Linked DNA regions of Homo sapiens: region 1 is linked to region 2. A link is a loop called in an ENCODE intact Hi-C map of the cell type or tissue named here. Cell type or tissue: ascending aorta. All regions are shown on one strand. Links, peaks and the distances in the headings refer to the core of each region. The heading gives the core; the rest is flanking DNA.

What was found. Peaks named below come from ENCODE experiments on the same cell type or tissue, not always from the same donor. Only the 100,000 strongest peaks of a DNase experiment are listed, where the experiment ranks them.
Region 1: it touches region 2 in a loop (9-fold over the local background); 3 of 110 quality-filtered maps call a loop at or near these places.

Annotation. Positions count from the first base shown.
Region 1 is chr7:36,384,638-36,395,271 of GRCh38, forward strand. It overlaps ANLN (anillin, actin binding protein), which reads left to right and starts at 5,225. Exons shown (of 24, transcript NM_018685.5): 1 at 5,225-5,407. The coding sequence starts at 5,390. It also overlaps a transcript of MATCAP2 not described here. RefSeq lists enhancers at 4,870-5,460, 5,461-6,051 and a silencer at 4,870-5,279. In ascending aorta, for the core only: no CTCF peak of the experiment used is centred there; DNase peaks (open chromatin) are centred at 4,438, 5,024, 5,484 and 5,784; H3K4me3 peaks cover 3,087 bases; H3K27ac peaks cover 1,732 bases.
Region 2 is chr7:36,300,083-36,310,256 of GRCh38, forward strand. EEPD1 (endonuclease/exonuclease/phosphatase family domain containing 1) reads left to right here. Exons shown (of 8, transcript NM_030636.3): 8 at 1-1,456. Among named protein-coding and RNA genes, the nearest start is that of MATCAP2, 62 kb to the right of the region's middle. In ascending aorta, for the core only: no CTCF peak of the experiment used is centred there; DNase peaks (open chromatin) are centred at 2,439, 3,319 and 3,777; H3K27ac peaks cover 4,547 bases.

The DNA of each region.
Region 1 (10,634 bases), core at 920-8,919, 85 kb after region 2:
ATAGAATGGAAAGTGATTGGTGGGCAGAGAAGACGGGGGTGGCCACCTGATCAAAGAAGTCTTCTTTCAGGAGGTAGCACATGCAAGCTTAGGCCCAAATAACGAGGAGCAGACGTGCTAAATCTAGAGGAAGAGTGTCCAGGCAGTGGAAAGTCCTTGAGGCAGGAAGAAATTTGGCATTTTTTTATGACCAGAAAAAAGGCCTGAAGCTGGAGCATAGTGAAAAGAAAAAAAAAAAAAGGAAAGTATTGTGATGTTAGGAGAATACTAGGTTATTCGGAGAGGCAGGTAGATTCCAGATCATGCATGGCCTTGTAGGTATGATAAGGATATTATTGGATATCATTTTAATTACAACGAAAGACATAGAGCAGCTCCAAACAAGGAATTGACACTGCAAAATTTACATTTGAAAAAGATCCCTCTCTATAAATAAATTACTAAAACTAAAAAGATCAGCAACAACAAAGATACGTAGGAATAAATTTAACAAAAGTTTACAGATCTTTATGTAAGTTTGTTATAGACATTTTTAGCAGGTATAATGAAGATATACCATGCTCATAAATGGGTAGCATTGCTGTCACAAAGATGCGAATTCTCTCCAAATTATGTGATAAATTCAGTGCAATTTGAATTAAAAATCAGAAGAGGATTTTCTTTTCTTTTCTTTTTGGATCTTGAGAATCTGACCCTAAAATTCATGTGGAAGAACAATGAGGCAAAATAATCCAAGTTGAATTGGAATTTGCCCTACCAGATATCAACATTTATAACTAATATAGTGTGATATTGGGAGAGGAATAGATAGACCAGTAGAACAGAATAGAGTCCGACATAGACCTATGTGTACATAAAAAGTTGAGGCTGAACATAGTGGCTTACACCTGTAATTCCAGCACTTTGGAAGGCCAAGGTGGGAGGATCATTTGAGGCCAGGAGTTGGAGACCAGCCTGGGCAACAAAGTGAGATCCTGTCTCTACAAAAAATTTTAAAAAGTAGCGGGTTGTGGTGGCATGCACCTGTTGTCCCAGATACTTGGAAGGCTGAGATGGGAAGATTGCTTGAGGCCAGGAATTTGAAGCTGCAGTGAGCTGTGATCGTGCCACTGCACTCCAGCCTGGGTGACAGAGCAAGACCCTATTTCAAAAAATAAAATAAAATAAAATAAAATAAAATAAAATAAAATAAAATAAAATAAAATAAAATAAAATAAGATAAAGAAAGAACTGTTGGGTAGGCGCAGTGGCTCATGCCTATAATCCCAGCACTTTGGGAGGTCTAGTTGGGTGGATCACTTGTGGCCAGGAATTCGAGACTAGCCTGGCCAACATGGGGAAACCCCAACTCTACTAAAAACACAAAAATTAGCCAGATTTGGTGGCATATGCCTGTTGTCCCAGCTACTTGGGAGGCTGAGGCAGGAGAATCGCTTGAACCCGGGAGGCAGAGGTTGTAGTCAGCCGAGATCAGGCCACTGCACTCCAGCCTTGGCGAAAGAGCGAGACCCTGTCTCGGGAAAAAAAAAAAGAAAAGTTGATATATGATAAAAGTGGCATTACAGGTCAATGAGAGAAAGGATGGACAATTTAATAACTGCTGCTAAGACAACTGGTTATCCATACAAAAAACAAGATCAATCCAGATAGTTTAAAGACAAAAGCATGAAAAGCCATACTTTAAAATATTTAGAAGAAAGTACAGCAGAACATCTTTATTATCTCAGGGTATGGAAGGATTTCTTAAGGCATAAAAAACACAAATCCTAAAGGAAAATATATATGGTATATGTGTATGTGTATGTGTGTATGTGTGTGTGTGTGTGTGTGTGTGTATCATTAGTTATATTAAACATTTCTGTACATCTGAAACATCATAAAGTAAAAAGACAAGCCACAAACCAAAAAATTGGCAAGCCGAAAAACCAACCAAGTTTATTTTCCCAGAAAATAGTAAACAACCAACAAAAACCCTATAAATCCATAAGAAAAAGGCAAATAATTGCACAGAAAAATGGGCAAGGATATAAAGTTGAAAATCACAGAAAAAGAAAATTGAAAGTCCAATAAATAAAAAATCATGTTCACCTTCACTAGTGATAAGAGAAAGGCACTCAAACAAGAATGGCAAAATTTAAAATGTATCCACATATTGGGGAGGAACTAGAGCAGCAGCCAGGGGCATATACTACTGACTGGAGTATCATTTGTTATGACCATTTTGAAGAGCAGTTTATTTTTAATATCTGGTAATAATATTCCTAGGTATATTGCTCTAGAGAAAGTTTTGCATGTGCATATAAAGGATAGTCATGGCATCATGGGGTCTTTGGAATGAAAAACTGGAAATAAGCTAAATGTCCATTAACAGGATAATGGGTACATAAATTACAAGTATATTTGTATAATAAAATTTAGCAGTGAACATGAATGAAATGCAGCTACAGTTATTAGTGAGGATAAATCCCATAAAGATATTATTGGGCCAGAAAAAGTTGCAGAAAGACTTACATTCTGCAAATAAAATTTATATATAAAACACTAGATATTGTTATGGATATATATGTAGATGTGATAAAAGTATACATATTTCTATGGGAATGATAAACATCAAATCAAGATAGTTTTACCCTGGAAGAGTGGGAAGATGAATGAGAATAGGAAGGGACACACAGGAGACTTCAATTACATGTGGGATGTTTTGTATTTTTTTAAGCTAGGTGGCTGGTATATGGTTATGTTTTATTATTCACATTTTTATTGTATTTCATAACATAATTTTTTTGTTTTCAAATTTTTTTATTTGTTATATAACACAATTTTTAAAAAGATAAAAGTCATTCTAGCCTAGAAACTGAAGAATGAACTACCGGGGGTTAAGAATGAAAGGAGGTATAGTAGGAGACAATTGTAATACCCTAGGAGAGTAGACTTGAATATCTACCGTAGTTTCTGGCACATAGTAGGTGTTTCAGTCTTAGGAGTTATTTAATTGTGATGGTTGCCATTATCACTATCATCATCATTATCAAGGTAGAAACCAAAGACATAGTGGGATGGTGAGGGAAGATACACTAAATGTTGTGAGTAGCTATCTTATGCTAGGTGCTTTACCTCTTTTAGTCTTAACTAGAATCTAGTTGAGGTAGATACAAAGAAACTAAGGCTCATAGAAGTGATAGCCAGAAGGCACAACGGCTACATAAATTTCTAATGACTCATTTTCCAACGTTGTTTAAAACACGCATACACACACAGACACGCCCCAAATACATACACACCTTTCTTGTCACACTTGAAAAAAATGGAAGTATCTTTTTCCTTTGTTCATAAGTAACACATTCTGGGTTAAATATTAATAATTCCATATACTACACACTCGGACAGTGTCTTATTACTTATTATGAAATATTTTTGGATTATGTCTCTCCATTTTTCATCTGCCCCTCCTAACAACTCTGAGGAAATCAGGGCAGATGATTATTCCTGTTACACAGATAAGTAAACTAAAATACAAACAGGCTAAATCAGAAGTTCTTGTCCTGGTGTCCATGAACTTCACAAAATCCTGTTAAATAGTTTATGATTAAATGGTCATTTTTCTAGGTAGAGGGTCAGTTTTAACATATTTCCAAAGGAGTCCATGACTCCCCACAAAGGTTAAAAAAAAAAAAAACCCATGGGTTAACCGATTTGGCTAACTGGGTGGAGCCCTGACCCCAAGCAATATTTCCCTTACCTCTTGCCGTGATTTCAGTCACGTACAATTTATCATACAAAAATTCAAATTAAAAATATTAGTAAATTCTTTTTGTAATGTTGATTGACTGCTAAGATGGACATATTATTAAACATATTGAAACCACTCAGTTGGGAGGAATAGTTCTGTTTTGTTCAGCTCATGGACAGTCACTCTTAACTTTTCAGATGAACAAATCAAGAACTGTCATCTTTACCTGCACAGACTTGTTATAGAAGAAATGAATCTGATACAGAAATTATGTAACCTATCTTACAATTTGGAGTACTCTACAAAGAATAAGCAGGAGACACAGCCTTAGCTAGTGTGGAAAACGGGTCATGAGCTGAGAACAGGGTTTTCATTTCTTTGGACCAGTTTCTTTAACGTTTTCGGGTGTCCCTTCTCTCGGCAGTAAAAGGAAGGATTGAACTAGATAGAGGGCTTGTCAGAATTCCTCCCGCTCTAACACTGTACACAGTTGGATGGAATTTAAAATAAAAAATTGTGCATGAACGCTTCACACAGTCTGTTAATTTTAGCTTTATTTCATTGGCTTAGAGTGTCGGGGACCCACCGGAACTGGCTTTTCTGAGGGCCAGGCCTGCAGTCCCCCTTTTGGGGACTAGGAGTTGGGTGTGACCTAGGAAACAAAGCTACTGAAGGCCAACGGGCTAGCAGCACCTGAAACACAAGGGCTCTTTGTCTGGCTCTGTAGCCCAGGCTGGAATGCAGTGGTGTGATCTCTGCTCACTGCAACCTCCACCTCCCGGGTCCCAGTTCAAGCAATTCTCCTGCCTCAGCCTCCCGAGTAGCTGGGATTAGAGGCACGCGCCACCATGCCTATCTAATTTTTTTGTATTTTTAGTAGAGACGGGGTTTCACCATGTTGGCAAGGCTGGTCTTGAACTCCTGACCTCGTGATCTGCCCGCCTCGGCCTCCCACAGTGCTGGGATTATGTCCTGCCAACACAAGGGCTCTTAATCCTTTTTTTTTCTTTTTTGAGGCAGGGTCTCACTCTGCCGCCCAGGCTGGAGTGCAGTAGTGAGATCGCAGCTCACTGCAGCCATGACCTCCTGGGCTCAAGCGATCCTCCAGCCTCAGCCTCCCCAAATGCTGGGATTATAAGCATGCGCCACTACTCCCGGCCTTAATACTTTATTTAGGAATGAAGGAAGGCGGGAACACCCAAACGCGGTTGGTGTGAAGCAATCGCCTTAAAGCTGAGGGGAATGTGTGGTTGTTGGGGGTGGAGCCAGGAACCCGACGCCGTTGGAGAGCAGGAAGCGCCCCGCTGCCCGCCTCCACCCCGCGGCGAGGGCTGGGAGGGGGCCGGGAAGGAGGCGGGGCCGCCCCTGGGAACCACCCGGCCCGGCGCGGCCACGTGACCGAGCGCAGGGGCGGGGAGAGGGCGCCCCGGCTCCGCCCAGCGCGCATGCTCGCGGCTCGGCGCTGAAATTCAAATTTGAACGGCTGCAGAGGCCGAGTCCGTCACTGGAAGCCGAGAGGAGAGGACAGCTGGTTGTGGGAGAGTTCCCCCGCCTCAGACTCCTGGTTTTTTCCAGGAGACACACTGAGCTGAGACTCACTTTTCTCTTCCTGAATTTGAACCACCGTTTCCATCGTCTCGTAGTCCGACGCCTGGGGCGATGGATCCGTTTACGGAGGTGAGTGAGTTTGCGGGTGCAGCCAGCCATGACCCACCGCTCTAGGCCCCCACCCACCTTCCTCTGTCAACCTCTGGGCGAACCCCCACCGGGCGGAGGGCGCGTGTGTGCGCGCGTGCGCAGTGTGTGCGGGCCGGGGTCGCCGCGGCTGCGGCCTGCTGTGGTTGGTGGGTTCCTCTGAGATTTTGTTGTTTCGGTCCTACAGATAAAACTCAGGGAGGAAGGCTTTGAGTCTGTCCTAAAAGGCTGTTGCGAGAGGTCTTTCAGCCCCCGTTTTTACCATGTCCCTCTGCAGTCCTGGCGCAGCAAGAGTGAGGCGCAGGCCTGCGGAACGGGTCCTGCTGGAAGCAGCTGGAATGCCCTGCAGGGCGGGGTCCGGGGCCGGTGACTCAGTGCGGCTGCCGCCGGGAAAGGCAGTAGGATGTGTGATTTGCGGAGTTCACGCAGCCCGCAGGGGAGATGCTAATGAAATGACAGCAAAACGTTAAAATAAGCAGGTGCTAGAAACCACTGCATTCGTTCATAAAAAGCCAGTAGTTCCTTGAGATCCCATTGTTCAGCTAACTAACGAAGAAGTTCATACCCGGGACTGACCATTTTAATTGAAACAATGCAAGTGTACCGAGCAAAACTATCAGCTCACGATTTTAGAGCAAAGAAATAAACTTTTCGGTGTTTCTGGGGCATATCATTACAGTACTTATTTCATCTTTTGTTCCTTTGAGATTGCATATGGGTTACATGGTTATTGTGTCGATTTCTCTAGTTTTAGCTTTTGTGGAGAATGTGCGTTGTCACATTCAGGAGTGTTTTGTTGCCAGTTGTCCACTCTCTTTTATTCCAGGACAGTTCCTCTTTCTTTAGGCTGTTGTGCAAATTTCAAACTGTTAGTTTTTGAGTGTTGCAAAGTGGACCTAAAACTGTTTACACTGATTCAAAAACTTAAATGCTGTGAAGAGTGGTAATTCTTTCGGGGAGATGTAATTATAATTCTATAAGTTATGTATGAGATATTAATTACAGATTTCAGCAATTAGAGTTTACTTATATTCAAGCATGACATAATCTATTTTTCTGTTTCAAATTCTTAATCATCTTGGGACAAATACATCAATTTTTTTCACCTTCCTTAAAGGTTCTAATAGAAAAATCTAGAGCCTATTTTTGTATTAGCCTTAAAATAGGGCTGGTCATGCACCAAGTATCTTTCACTTACACTGAGGTCGAAAAGCGTGTATTTATTTTATCTAAACTAGAATACGATTCCTTAAAACATTAGCCCTATGTGTCTTCCTAAGTAACAGACAGGAACAAAGCATTTTTAAGTTGGCTGAAAATTGCACTTCATTTTACTTAAAAATGTCATTCTGAAGGTAGTACAAATCTCAACTGAAAGAAACTTTACCTGTTTAGATCGTTTTAGGATGTGCTCAGAAATATGTATGGTTTATATTATGAAAAGTTAGATCACTTGCAGTTGGAAAAACAGCTTAGACGTCTTTTCCTTAATAGGTAATGAATGAACTACTTGAATTGATTCCAACTCTTGGGTGCTTAATTATAGCATTCATAACATTTGCACAGTGAAATGAGCTACTGGTACAGTTGTCTATCAACTGAAAGTCAGTATAAAATGACTCTCTCAACCAGGGTTTCCTCTCAGAACCATGGTACACAGGAAAATTGAGAGACTATTTTCTCAATTCTCCCAAGGATAATTCAATGCCACCCTACAAACATAGGAAATAAGTCTATCATATTAACGCCAGCGTATTAGGGCTTAATTATTTTGGTAACTCCAGTTGAGAAAGGTTACAATCATGGTAAACTCTCTTTTCCTCAAACAAGACTGTTCTGCATTGGTCTTCCTCCCTGTGGTCGCTGATACTGTTCTGGCACTCTTTTTTTTTTTAAGACGGAGTCTCGCAGTGTCGCCCAGGTGACAAAACCATAAACTCACTACTCATAACGTCAAGAGTTTGAAGCTCTACTCACAGGTGATAGTCATCCCAGTACAAGAATACTACAAAGAAACCCAGAGTGAAGTGTACCAATCCAGAACTTTCTTTATAAAAACCTTAAAAGAGAAAAAGCTATAATTAAAATACTTCACAGAAGCATATTTTATTGTAGACGCTTTAGATCCTTTTATGTCTGCAGGCTGCATATAAATAAGTATGCAAATAAACATGCCACTACCATTTTTAGTGGAATTTCTCTTATTTTCCAGAATTAAATGAAGTTCCCTGGGGAAGAGCTGCTAGAGCATATTGAAAATAATAAGAAGTTAATTTATATTGAGTCTACTGTGTTAAAGAAGGCAAGGAAATTAGTAAAATCTCCTAGAAAAATTTGTCAGAGATGACTTTGGGGTGTATGTGGCAAAAGTTGTTCAGGGACTATAAGCTTCAGTTACCTGAGATTCATACATGTGGGCTATCCTACTTCTTGAATATGTTATTGCAGTGGTTTTTTTTTTTTTTTAATGCCTACACTGTTTGAGAAAGGTGTGATATTTCAAGGAATATACCTTGTATTTAAAAGAGTTTTAAAATTCCTGATATACTATTATAAGGAACGGCTACTTACATTTATTGAGCTATTGAGTTTATATATTTAAGATATATAATTTCTTTTAATTTAATAACCTTTGGTGTTTATAGCTTTACTTCACAGATTAGGGATCTTTTTTTGTGTATCTATTTAATTTTTTTTTAATCTGGGAATTTTTGAATCTAATGTAAGCAATAGAACATTCATATACGTTTGAATGACAAAATCACATTCTTTTGTTGTGACCTACTGCTCATGGTAACTGAAGCTGTACTGACTCACAAATGTTCTAACTGACCAGAATGGAATGTGGGCATGTCCACGAATGAATATAATTAGGCTAGTGTTGTATCTGGGAAGTGAGAGATATAGCAATTGAAAAATTACAAATTTATTAATTTAGAAAGGAGACATTATTTCTTTTTTCTTTTTTCGTTTTTTTTTTTGAGTCAGAGTCTCGTTCTCGCCCAGACTGGAGCTCAATGGTGCGATCTTGGCTCGGTGTCACTTCTGCCTCCCAGGTTCAAGTGATTCACCTGCCTCAGCCTCCCAAGTAGCTGGGACTACAGGCATGCACCACCATAACTGGCTAATTTTTGTATTTTTAGTAGAGATGGGGTTTCACCGTGTTTGCCAAGCTGGTCTCAAATTCCTAGCCTCAAGTGATCCGCCTGCCTTGGCCTCCCAAAGTGCTGGAATTACAAGCATGAGCCACTGTGCCCAGCAGAGACTTTCTTATAAAGGCTTACAGCCTACAGTGTGGCCATCCTGACAGGCTGGGAAACATATTTAATAGCTTCGGGCAGAGACTGGAAACAGGCACTTCAAGAGAGGAGAAGCTGGAACAGGGATTTATGCCTAAAGGGTTAGCCAGGTATACATATTCAACAGGTTATAGGCAGAGCTATGAGTATTTACAAAGGGGTCCTGATGGGTGGGTACTGAACAAACGTGCAGTTACATGCATCCCATGTTCACTTTGGGATGAAGACTTAACGTGGAAATACATTACAGTTGGGCCCTATATGTCAAAAGGTGAGGTGGGGACATGAAGGCATTCAAGTGAGCAGCCTCTGTAAACTGGCCAGAATCAGTTCATGGTTGGTGGTCTTCTTACTGAGATAGATTTATTGAAATCAATCTCTTGTCCAATTAAAGCTGTAGCTGTAGCTTGTGGAGCAGGAGGGTTAGTCAGTGTCTGATGGAAGATGAGCTGCAATTGTTTTAATATTTATTGCTTATCTCAAGGTCAGTGCTTGTTCAGCTACTAGAGTAAAAGAAAAACTTTGGCAGTTAGAAGATAGTTTATTTTTTAAGTGTAGGGAGTTTGTGACTTAACCCTTGCCTGGCATGGCCTTAGGTCCTAGTTATTTGTTTACAGACAGGGTCTCACTCTGTTACCCAGGCTGGAGTGCAGTAGCGATCACAGCTCACTGCAGCCTTGAACTCCTGGGCTGAAGTAATCCTTTTGCTTCAGCCACCCCACCCCCCAGGTAGCTGGGACTACAGATGTGCCCCACCATGCCTGGCTAACTTTTGTATGTTTTGCAGAGACAGGATCTTGCTTTGTTGCCTAGGCTTGATCCTGTTTATAATTTGATATCTTATTGCTACAAAGAGTCTTCTGTCAGTCTTATGATCTCTATTTAACATTAATGCTCATCAGTTATTGTGTTTAAACAGCAAAAGGAGGGGTATAACAAGGTGCATGCGGCCTCCTGTTCCATCATGGCTGAGAACTCGGTTTTTAAGGTTTCTCTGGGGTCCCCTTCATCAAGAGGGGATCTGTTCAGTTGGTTGGGAGGATTAGTATTTTATTTTTAGTTCTCATATTGTATCATGGGGGGAAATTATCGGACATATATGGATTTGTGAAACAATATGCTTATTCTTGAATTTGTTGAAGGACTTTTATTTAGCGGGTGAAGGTCTTGTATTTTGGAAGCCATTTGGTTCATAAATTATTTTTTCAGTGATTAGAGCATTTCAATTTAGTGTCACTTTTTTCAATGAACTTTAAATTAGAAATCATTCTTAAGAAGAGTAGAGAGTGTGCCTTCTTTCAAATTTAGCTCATATTTCTTTTACATACTCAGATTTTTAAAAAATTGTTACTGTATTTTAAGGAATTAAAAAGAGTCAAATGGAATTTAATTTTTCAGCCTGCACTAACTACTGTATCTGAGTATGCAAGGCAGTAATAATAATCTGCATACCTCCTTTAGTTGTGTGCATTTGAAAGAAAATGAATTGTTTTACAGGGTCTTGTGTTTGAGCTTTACTAAAATTGACTTAAAAATAGGAACATCAGTTGATTTGGAGTAGAAAGGAGTATTCATGACTTTATGGAATGGCTAAGATTTCAATTTAAAACCATTTTATTATATGTTAATATTTAGTTAAATAAAACATAAGATTATTTTGTTTTTCTTTCCTCTTAGGAAGTGTTTTATGTTTTCAAAGGACTAATATGTTATTTATCTCTTGCTGCTTACCACCACCCCAGATTTTAGTGGCTCTATTAGTTTTGCTGCTGTAACAAGTTATCACAAATTTAGTGGCCTAAAATAACATATTCATTATTTTACAGTTCTTTAGAGACAGGGTCTCACTCTGAAATCTGAAATGGATTTTACTGTGTTAAAATCAACATGTCAGTGGAATTGTGTTTCTT
Region 2 (10,174 bases), core at 1-8,000:
TCCCTCCTCCCCACTCACTCCAGTTTTTAGCCCGGAGCCTCCTGTGGTTGACTATCAGGAATGTGTGCTGTGTCAGGATACATAGGAAGTTGACCTCGGGGTATCATGGAGAGTGTCCCTCCTAGTGGCTGGAGGTAGGGACAGTTGGTTGTGGGGCTGGAGAGAGGTTGTGGGGAGGAAGCGAGGATGCGTGCCTGCCACTAGGCATCTGCATCCCCGAGCCCAAGCCAGGAGGGATTTCCCTTAGGCAACACCATCCCAGGGAGATCTGCCACAATTTGCGTTTCACAGCTGAAGACGCTGAGGCTTAGAGAGCTCGACCTCCTCAAGGTCACACCACTGGGTAAATAGAGGGATGCAGACTCAGGTTTTGCTATGTGCTCACATTTCAACTTTATGCTTAACATGAATGGAAAAATATGAAAGTAAATAGTGAAAAGGTAAGTTATGAGCTTAGATTACCTAGATTATTCCAGTATCCCATGGAAGCTGAGGACTTATTCCGCTTTCCACACCGAACACTAAATGTGGACCAGTATCAAGAACCCTCCTGTCCCCACGCAGTGTAAACCCAGTGGCTTCTCTGACCTGGAGCTGATGGGCCGTGAAGGGGGCCTATTTTTCTCCAAAGGCCATCCTTTTGGGGCCACCTGGCTCCAAGAAGCATCGCTGGTCTTGGGGACGGGAAGGGAACCCTCTTCCAGGAGCTCTAAGGGTACTTGGGAATCAATTGTGTCCATTCTGAGGTCTCTCCAGTGGGAGGGCGGCAGCTCCTGTCCCTGGGTTCAGGCTGTGCTTCTGGAAGCATCGAAATGGGATGTCTGAGCCTTGAGGAAAAGCAGCAGGGTTAGCATTAAAGTCAAGAGGGGCAGCTCAGGATGCTACCAGGGAGCACATCGTTTCTGGTGCCTCATCTAAAGGTGAAACCTCCCCTACATTCACCAGCCGGATGTCCCAAATCCCTTTAGCCAGATTGCTTTTTGCAACCAAAGCTGTGGACAGAAAAGCCTCCTTAAGTGAGCTGAGGGGACAGGAAATCCAATCAGATGACCTTTGTGTTCGTAATCGGGCTTGAGCCAGAGGCTGGGGAGCTGAGTCCCAGCCAAACCTCACTGGCCCTTTTGCTTTTCACGCCCAGGGCTCAGTGGCCCAGGAAGTGTGCTGGGCAGCCTGTTCTTACTCCAGCTCAACCCATTGGGTGTTGGCTGTTTTTGGTTTTAGTTGTTGTTTTGTATTTTGTTGTTTTAATTAATAGGCTTTATTTGTAAGAGCAGTTTTATGTTTACAGAAAAATTAGGCACAAAGGGATTCCCATATCCCTCCTCTTCTTTGCATATTTCCCCCTCTAATTAGCATGTTGCATTAGCATGGCACTTTGTTACAACTGATGAACTTGTATTCATTATTAGCTACAGTGTTCATAGTTTATATTAAAGTTCACTCTTTGTGTTGTGCATCCTATGGGTTTTGACAAATGTAGAATGACATGTATCACCATGCTACAGAATCATTCAGAATAGTTCCTCTGATGTAAAAATGCCCTTGTGGTGGGGCATGGTGGCTCGAGCCCGTAATCCCAGCACTTTGGGAGGTGGAGGCGGGCAGATCATTTGAGGTCAGGAGTTCGAGACCAGCTTGACCAACATGGTGAAACCCCATCTCTACTAAAAGTACAAAATTTAGCCAGATGTGGTGGCGCATGCCTGTATTCGCAGCTACTTGGGAGGCTGAAGCACGAGAATTGCTTGAACCTGGGAGGTAGAGGTTGCAGTGAGCTGAGATCATGCCATTGTACTCCAGCCTGGGCAACAAGAGCGAAACTCTGTCTAAAAAAAAATACCCTTGTTCTCCATCTATTCACCCATGCCTCCCTCCCCCTAACCCGTGACAGTCACTGCTCTTTTCACCATCTCCATAGTTTTGTCTTTTCCAGGGTGTCGTTTGGTTGGAATTATAGAGTATGCAGCCTGTTCACGTGAGCTTCTACCCCTAGCCACATGCATTTAAGGTTGCTCTGTGTCTTTCTATGGTCTGATAGCTCCTTTCTTTTTCCTGCTGAGTCATGTTCCGCTGTGTGGAATTGACCTGCCTCCCTTGGATTGTTTCTGTGCCTTCCCCGGAGCTTCCTCTCACCCCAGCCCCAGCTCCACCCACAAATGCGGCATTTCTGAGTCCACCTCTTCCATTCTCCCTCTCCATTCTTTTCTTGCTTCTCCATCTTCCAAGATTGTCTGAGAAGGGGCCTAACTGCGAAGGACTTTGTTGGAGAAGCCAAGGGAAGTCCCCTGCTGCTGAACCGGGGCTGGGAGGGGAAGAAGGGATTAAGTACAAGAAAAGCTCTTCCAGTCCCACAGGCGCTGACTAGGAGCCCACGGCATTCTCCCTGCTCTCCCTATCATAGGAGAACCGCAGGCAGCCAACTGTCCCTTCCACGCCCCAATGGAACCTCTCTCCTCTCCTGCCCATTGTCTACCACAGATCAGAGATGGCTCTTTCTATGCAGGGGTGGGGACCCAGCCATCTCTATCAGCTCTGCCGGCACTGCAGGGGTGACTGACTAGAGGCGGGAAGCCCTCCTGGGCCTCAAATAACTAGGCCCAAGCTTTGACTCCCTCATGGCTGCTCTAGGGACTGCAAGGGAGGACACGGGCTTGGCCTTTCCTAAAGGGCTGCTTTCTTTCAAAGTCAAGGGGATGCTATTTTCTTCTTTGTGTTTCTTTGGTTCTGACATCAGAATTCTCCTCAGTGCAGATAACATTGCCCTCTGGAATGGGTGAGAATCCTAACACCTGGGTTTTCGGTTCTGCCCAGCGTGGCTTAAGTCTCCACCTTAAGTGAATCTCACCTGAGACAGCTACAGGGTTTGTTTTCTGGGGAGAGGAATTAATGACTTGAACAGCACTCACGGGTCTTAAACTTAGCATACAGTTTCAAATAACCCATGCCCCCACTTATTGACCCCTTACTGTTCTAAGCACTTCATACTTTAAACTGACTTCATCCTCAGAACAGTGCAATCAAGTTGGTCCTATTATCTTTCTTCTGTTCCTTTCACAGAGGAGGAAACTGAGGCATGGAGAAGGTAACCAGGCTAGGGCTGTACAAGGAGAAAGGGCAGAGCCAGAATGCCTGCCCACCAGCGTTGCACTTCTACCAGCACGCCCTGCACCCAGAGGCAAAGTGCCTCTGCCTGGGCTTAGTTGGACATAAACTCTTACACCACAGACAGAGTGGGTGGCACTTCTCCCCTGAGGACCCCGGGTGTGTTGTCACTGCTCCATGGCTACATGCCCAGGATTTGGAGGCAGCAGGCCTGGCTTCTGTCCCAGCTCTCTGTGTCATAGCTGCTGGCCCCTGCACGTTCAAGATGTCTGGCAAAGTCCCAGTTTTCTTGTCTATTAAGTGAGGACAAAACCTCTCTGAGAAGGTTGTGAAAAACAAACATCTGCCCAGCTCTCAGGGCATCTGACTGCAGGGCCAGTGGTGTGACACTGCAGGGAAGCCATTTGTTTCAAATGCTCTGACACATCATAAGGGCTCACTAAGTGGCAGCGTTTCTAAAAATAATCTTTCACTGCTTATTTCTTAGTGTTTACATTGTATCCCCAGGCTCTCTCTGCTCCTTCCAAGCTTTGTGGTTTCCCAATAGCATGGAATTCTATACTTTCCACTGGTCAATTTGGGCCCTCGGAAGTAGGGACCCCTGGGCCAGTGGTACCTGTCACATGCACACTGATTATTAAGAAAAACCCAGAGGCTCTCTCAGGGCCAAAAACCGCTGCTCCCAGGCTCCAGCTGTTCCTGGTAGAGAAACTCAGTGGGAAACTCAATAAAGCTTCTCTGGGGACCACACACACACAGCACCTTGGATTTACCATGAGCACAAGGACAGGAGGCCACTGGGTGAATTCCTGTGGGGAGGGACAGCCAACATTCCCTGGGATGGTCACTGAATTTGGCAGGCCCAGCCTCTCCAAGGAGTGTCCGCAGAGCAGCCTGCATGAGCAGACACATTGTGAGTGGTGTTGTGAGGGGCTTGGGAAGGGTAGGTCATGCAGTCAGGGGGCAGGTCATTGTGCTTCTAGAGGAATCAGCCGGGAGAGGATTGGAGACGACTTAAGAGCTCGTGCCTCGGCATGATCCACCACTGCATCCTGGAGAGAAAACCCCCCTGAGAGGGGCAGTGTTTGCCAAGGGATGCTTTGTTGGTGCAGGAATTGAGGTTTGAGGGTGAATGAGCAAAGGTGTTGGCCATGCAGAGTTGTGAGGATGTGTACACAACGACACGTGCTCATGTGTGCACACCAGATACCCTAGTGTACTGTGCTTCATTAATGGGCTTAAGCAGCCTGAGGCCTGTTGGATTTTCGGGGTGCCGGCTGACAAGTCCTAGGGCTGGGCTGGTGCAAGGCTGCATTAGCAGTTCAGTGCCTGGAGATGTTTTCTTGGGCTTGATTCCTACTTCTCCCCCCTCAGTAAAGGAATACTTGGATGTTTTACTTTGAAATGCTTTAAATAAGGACAATCCAATTCAGTATGGCCTTGAGGTGTGATTTCTAAAGTGGTTTGGATGGAGCCATCACTTGGATCTGAGTGGCTCGTTGGTACAGAACTCTCTCTCTGGGCCAGGCTGGAAGTTGCAGTGAACCCTCATTCAGAGCCTCTGGGACCAGGCTGACACTGGACACTTCCTTCCTAGGAACTTCATGAATAGCACCTTCTCCAGCCTGCCCACTTAGCAGCTGGCTGGTTAGAATAAATTAAGTAAGTGAAATAAGGGAGAGAGGAAGGGGGAGGGGAGAGAATGATCAAAGCCCAAGCATCCATCCATCCAACTCATATTTACTGAAGGCCTAATGTGTGCCTGACACTTCACGGGATAATCCCTTTTGTGTGAAGCTTACAGTTTAGCAGGGAAGACAGAATTCATTATTCATAGCTATTGACATTATTACAAATAACAATTATTAAAAAGCCATCTGAAAAAGTTGCATGGAAATTTAGGGGGAAAAAAGCCCCGATTTAAGATAAATAATCCAGTTCAGTAAACATTTTTAAAATTAGGACCCCCCCCCAAAAATGGTGCTGACTCCTGAAATGGAGGCCACATGTGTTTGAACAAATTAAAGGCCACCTTGGATGAGCGTAGCATGCGAGGCCCGCTCTCCCGTGCTCCCACTCTTTCATGCCCCCACGCTCCCACTCTCCTGCGCTCCCATGCTCCCACTCTCTCACACACTCGTGCTCCCATGCTCCCCCTCTCCCATGCTCCCATGTTCCCACTCTCTCATGCTCCCGTGCTCCCCCTCTTCCATGCTCCCATGCTCCCACTCTCTCACGCTCCCATGCTCCCCATCTCCCGAGCTTCCGTGTTCCCATGCTCCCACTCTCAGGCTCCCATGCTCCCCACTCTCACATGCTCCCATGATCCCATGCTCCCGCTCTCTCACGCTCCCATGCTCCCCGTCTCCCGCGCTTCTGAGCTCCTACACTCCCATGCTTGCCAAGCTCCACCATTGTGCCGTGTGCTGTCGTCCCTGTTCCTACCATGTCTTCTCACAAAACTTTCAGGATTAAGCAATTCCTAGCCAAGAAACAAAAACAAAATTGTCCCATTCCCCAGTGGATTCAGATGGAAACTGGTAATAAAGACAGGTACTGGCCGGGCGTGGTGGCGCACACCTGGAGTCCCAGCTATTCGAGAGGCAGAGGCAGGAGGATTGCTTGAGTCTGTGAGTTCCAGGCTGCAGAGAGCTGTGATGGCAAAAACCATCAGGTACAACTCCCAGGAGAGACACTGGAGCAGAACCAAGCTGGGCCTCTTGGGAACTGGGTCTGAGATACGCACATATTGATGCAAGATCCCTAGTGTCTGACCTCATCAAGCCAAAAACATTACCACTATTGGGACAGTTCAACATATTTTATTAGGGAAAGGATTTTTCTCTTTGTTCCTATGCTCTGAACTTGTAGTTTGGCTTAGTAATAAATATGTAAGACTTTTTTTGAGCTGCTAAAAGAATAAAGTTCTCCACAGGACTCGTAGAGAGCTATGCAGGCAGAGGTGGGCTGGAGTCAGCTCCTACTTGCTCATAGGAGCTGATTGTTCAAGTTTCAGGAATTTTACCAGCCGGCTGTTAGTTATTGGTAGCTAGGCTTTGCCCTTGGTGAGAGTATTTACGCCATGAAGATTGACAAAGGCTACAAATCAGAACACTTTCCACTGAGAGCTCGTTGTTAGACATTTACCAGCACATCACCAAGGCCAGGGCTTGGTTCTTCAGTGCAAAACATGGGTGGAGACCCAGCTCCTCCATAGCTGGGAAGATATCCAGAGGATGGAGATGCTTCAGTCTGGAAAGACACGGCCTGTCGGCTTATATGAAAAAAGTCTCGAAACCACACAAACTGCCAAACTATACTGAGGGAGAAGCCCAGACTCCTCATTGAGCCTTGCAATTTTTAAAGCATGGATTCTGTTATTTTAAAATGAAAACAAGTACCCTCTTCTGCAGTCAATTCAGAGTCTTGACTGCCCTTCTAGCACCCTTCCTCATTGCTGACCCTGAGCCTTAGCGTGTGCTTTTCCTCCTGCCTAAAATCTTCTATCCACTGGAATCCACCCAACCCAGAAACCCTTCCCAATCCCCGCCCCAACATCCACCTCCAGGGTCTTCTGCAACCACTCCATCCCATGCCGGTTCCCTGCCTGCCTCGACTCCGGTGGTCCTAAACGTCCATGGGATTTCCTGGCACTTATTTGCTCACTGTCTTGCCTTGCTACTTAACGTCAGATGGAGGTTCAAGTGGTTTCCAATGGGGAGAGGTGCATTTCACAATGTCTGGAGACATCGTTGGTTGTCACAGCTGGGGTGATGGTGCTACTGGCGTCTAGTGGGTAGAGCCCCGGGATGCTGCTAACATCTTACAACGCAGACAACCCCTGCTTCTCCAGCAAGTCTGACCCCAAATGTCAATAATGCAGAGGTTAGGAAGCCCTGTTGTACACTAGTGACCACATCCTAGTTCAAACTTACTCTCCAAAGAACCAAGCACAGAGCCAGGCATGTCATAGACCTTCAATTGTTCGAGGCAAGTGTGCCTTTACTCACCTCAGGGCTTATTTCCAGAACACATTTCTTCTACCATGATTACCACCCACTCCCACCTCCCTCCTCCCTCTTCCAAACCCTGATTGAAAATATAAACAAGTACGAGTTACATAAATTGATAGATAAAAAGAACGGGTTATCAATAGAAGCCTGCAGTGTCAGAGGTGCACCTGCATCTTCTGGGTACTGTAGGACTTGCATTCCTTTCCAGAAATGTGCCTTTTAAGCCTCTGCAAGCTGAACCCTGTTCTCTCTCTGGCCACCTCCCAGTGGCTTTACTTCTGCCCTTCATCCGCTTAGCTGTTGTCATACAGATTGCAGAGACATTCTTGCTGCACAGAAGCCAAATGTAGTTGTAAGAATAATTTATGGATGGTTCCATCCATCCACATTAAAAAATAGTTCCTTATCAGCCAGGTGCAGTGGTTCATGCCTGTAATCCCAGCACTTTGGGAATCCAAGACGGGTGGGTCACCTGAGGTCAGGAGTTCAAGACCAGCCTGGCCAACATGGTGAAACCGTGTCTCTACTAAAAATACAAAAATTAGCCAGATGTGGTGCTGGGCTTGTAATCCCAGCTACTCGGGAGGCTGAGGCGGGAGAATCACTTGAACCCAGGAGGCAGAGATTGCAATGAGCCGATATCATGCCATCACACTCCAGCCTGGGTGACAGAGCAAGAATCAATCTCAAAAAAAAAAAAAAAGTTCTTTATCATCTGTAGTGGGTCAGGCACTGTACTAAGCAGGGGTGAGCTTGTATCTTTGACAGCCATAGGACACTAACCACTAACCAATCAGATCAGACACTAGAATAGGAGCTGGGCCAGGGAGACAGACAGACACGGACACACCCAGGCAGACGATGATACTAGGAAGGGGCAAGGCAGGACCACAGCAAAGGCCCCAGTGAAAGGCAGCACCACCACGGGCAGGTGCTGTTCTGGCCCCATCCTGGAGAACGGGGCTGGCGGAAGCTCGTGGCCCTCCTGGGAAGGCCTGTTTCCGACTGTCCCCAGAGACTCTGGGGATGAATGAGGTATGGCCTAAGCTTGTGGGAAAATTGCAAATCAACACTGCATCCTGGAAAAGCACTTTGGTTTGGCCTCGAGTCACTGTCCTTTCATTTCTCTTCTGACCACAGTGAGTGCCCCGTGTGAGGATGACTGGGTGGAGGTGGCGTCTTGCTGGCTGATTGCCTTCCAGTGGAGCAGGGACCATCTCTTAGGTGGACAATGAAGGCAAAATTAAATTTTTCAAAGAATTTTTCAGCCACATTAGAATTGGTATTTATCAAGGGCTTATTAGGGCCAGAAGTTATATTAGAAACTTTATGAATATTTCTCATACAGTTCTCCAGACAATCCGGTGAAACATGGCTTAGTACCCAGGGTGCCAGGGCTCAGAGATGAACAATTTTCCAGAAGCCAGAAGTGGAGGTGGGAGCTGAAAACAGCCTAACTCCAAAGCCCGTGTTCTTTTTTTTTTTTTTTTAGACAATCTTGTTCTGTCACCCAGGCTGGAGTGCAGCGGCACAATCTCAACTCACTGCAACCTCTGCCTCCCAGGTTCAAGCGATTCCCTTGCCTCAACCTCCCGAGTACCTGGGACTACAGGTGCGCACCACCATGCCCAGCTAATTTTTGTATTTTTTGTAGAGACGGGATTTCACCGTGTTGGCCAGGCTGGTCTTGAACTCCTGACCTCAGGTGATCAGCCTGCCTTGGCCTCCCAAAGTGCTGGGTTTACAGGCATGAGACACCACGTCCGGCCAAAGCCGGAATTCTTAGCCCATACTTTTACTCTATTCTCTTTCTCTTTCTCTCTCTCTCTCTCTCTCTCTCTCTCTCTCTGTGTGTGTGTGTGTGTGTGTGTGTGTGTGTGTATGTGTAACAGAGCATTTTTGTTTCCATTCTTAAATATATTCTTAATTTTCTGCAATGAATATGAAAGCATCAATTTGGTAATCAGAAAGGAAATAATATAATCACGAGCACAAAGCTGAGTTAAGAAAAAACGGACTGAACTGACTTCCCTTCATCCTGCAGCCTGCAGGCCCCTTCCTCCCCTGGGGGTGCTGCTGCTCCAGCCCCCTCCTATCTCATCTTTCCTTAGGGAGCTGTCTTGAGAGAGAGACTGAGACGCTGGTCTCCCCGCAGCAGGTCCTGACAGCGGTGACTTATCCAAGCAGAGCCTCAGGCACCACTCTCTTCTTCAAAAGTTACCAGAACAACCCTTAGGCAACTTCTTCCGGGTCAGCCCAACGGCCTTTCCCACACACCTGGGCCCAGCCTCAGGTGTCTGGAGTATTTCCTAAGTAGAATTGGGGAAGATGTCTCAAATCACGCCAGGCAGCAGCCATCTGGAAAATTGCTGCTGGCTTAGCACCCTTGGGCCTGGTGGGTGAGGAGGTTCTTCCGGCCCTGGGCTCCTGCCTGGTGTCCCCTCTCAGTCAGCGCCTCTACCCAGGGCAGGAGCAGCCTCCGTGGAAGGGTGAGACAAGCTGGCTGCAGTGCAGGACAGCTCTGCTGGTTGGGTAGAGCGGAGACAGCAGAGGAACTTCAGCCTCCCAGAAGAGTAAGAGCTGAGCGAAGCTGTGAAAGGGGTATCCTTGCTTGGTTCATGGTGGGTACCTTTAGCCCTTGAAAGCCTCAGTTCCAGCCCAGACTGAGGAATGGCGGAGCGCCTCCCCAGCAGAGAATTCTGCTGTGGGAATGAATGGTTGAGCTCCAGGGCTTCCGGCTTCCTCCTCTCGGTTAGCAGCCTCTCCTGCCGAGAGCCCCCTGGGCCCTGCAGCCTGGGCCTGCCCATCATCAGCCCAGAAGGCAGGAGGTTTCATAAAACAGAATTAGAAGTGCAAGTTTTCTAGAAACTTTAGGATTAATTAATAAACAGATGGTCTATCTCTTCCTCCTTCCCCGGCATGGGAAGGGTTGAGTAGAGTTAGAAATCCACTTAAATTTGCAAAACGTAGATAGTTGTTGAACCTGGGTCAAGGGAACATAGGGGTTCATAATATATTTCTTTCTACTTTTGTGTATGTTTGAAATGTTTCACAACACA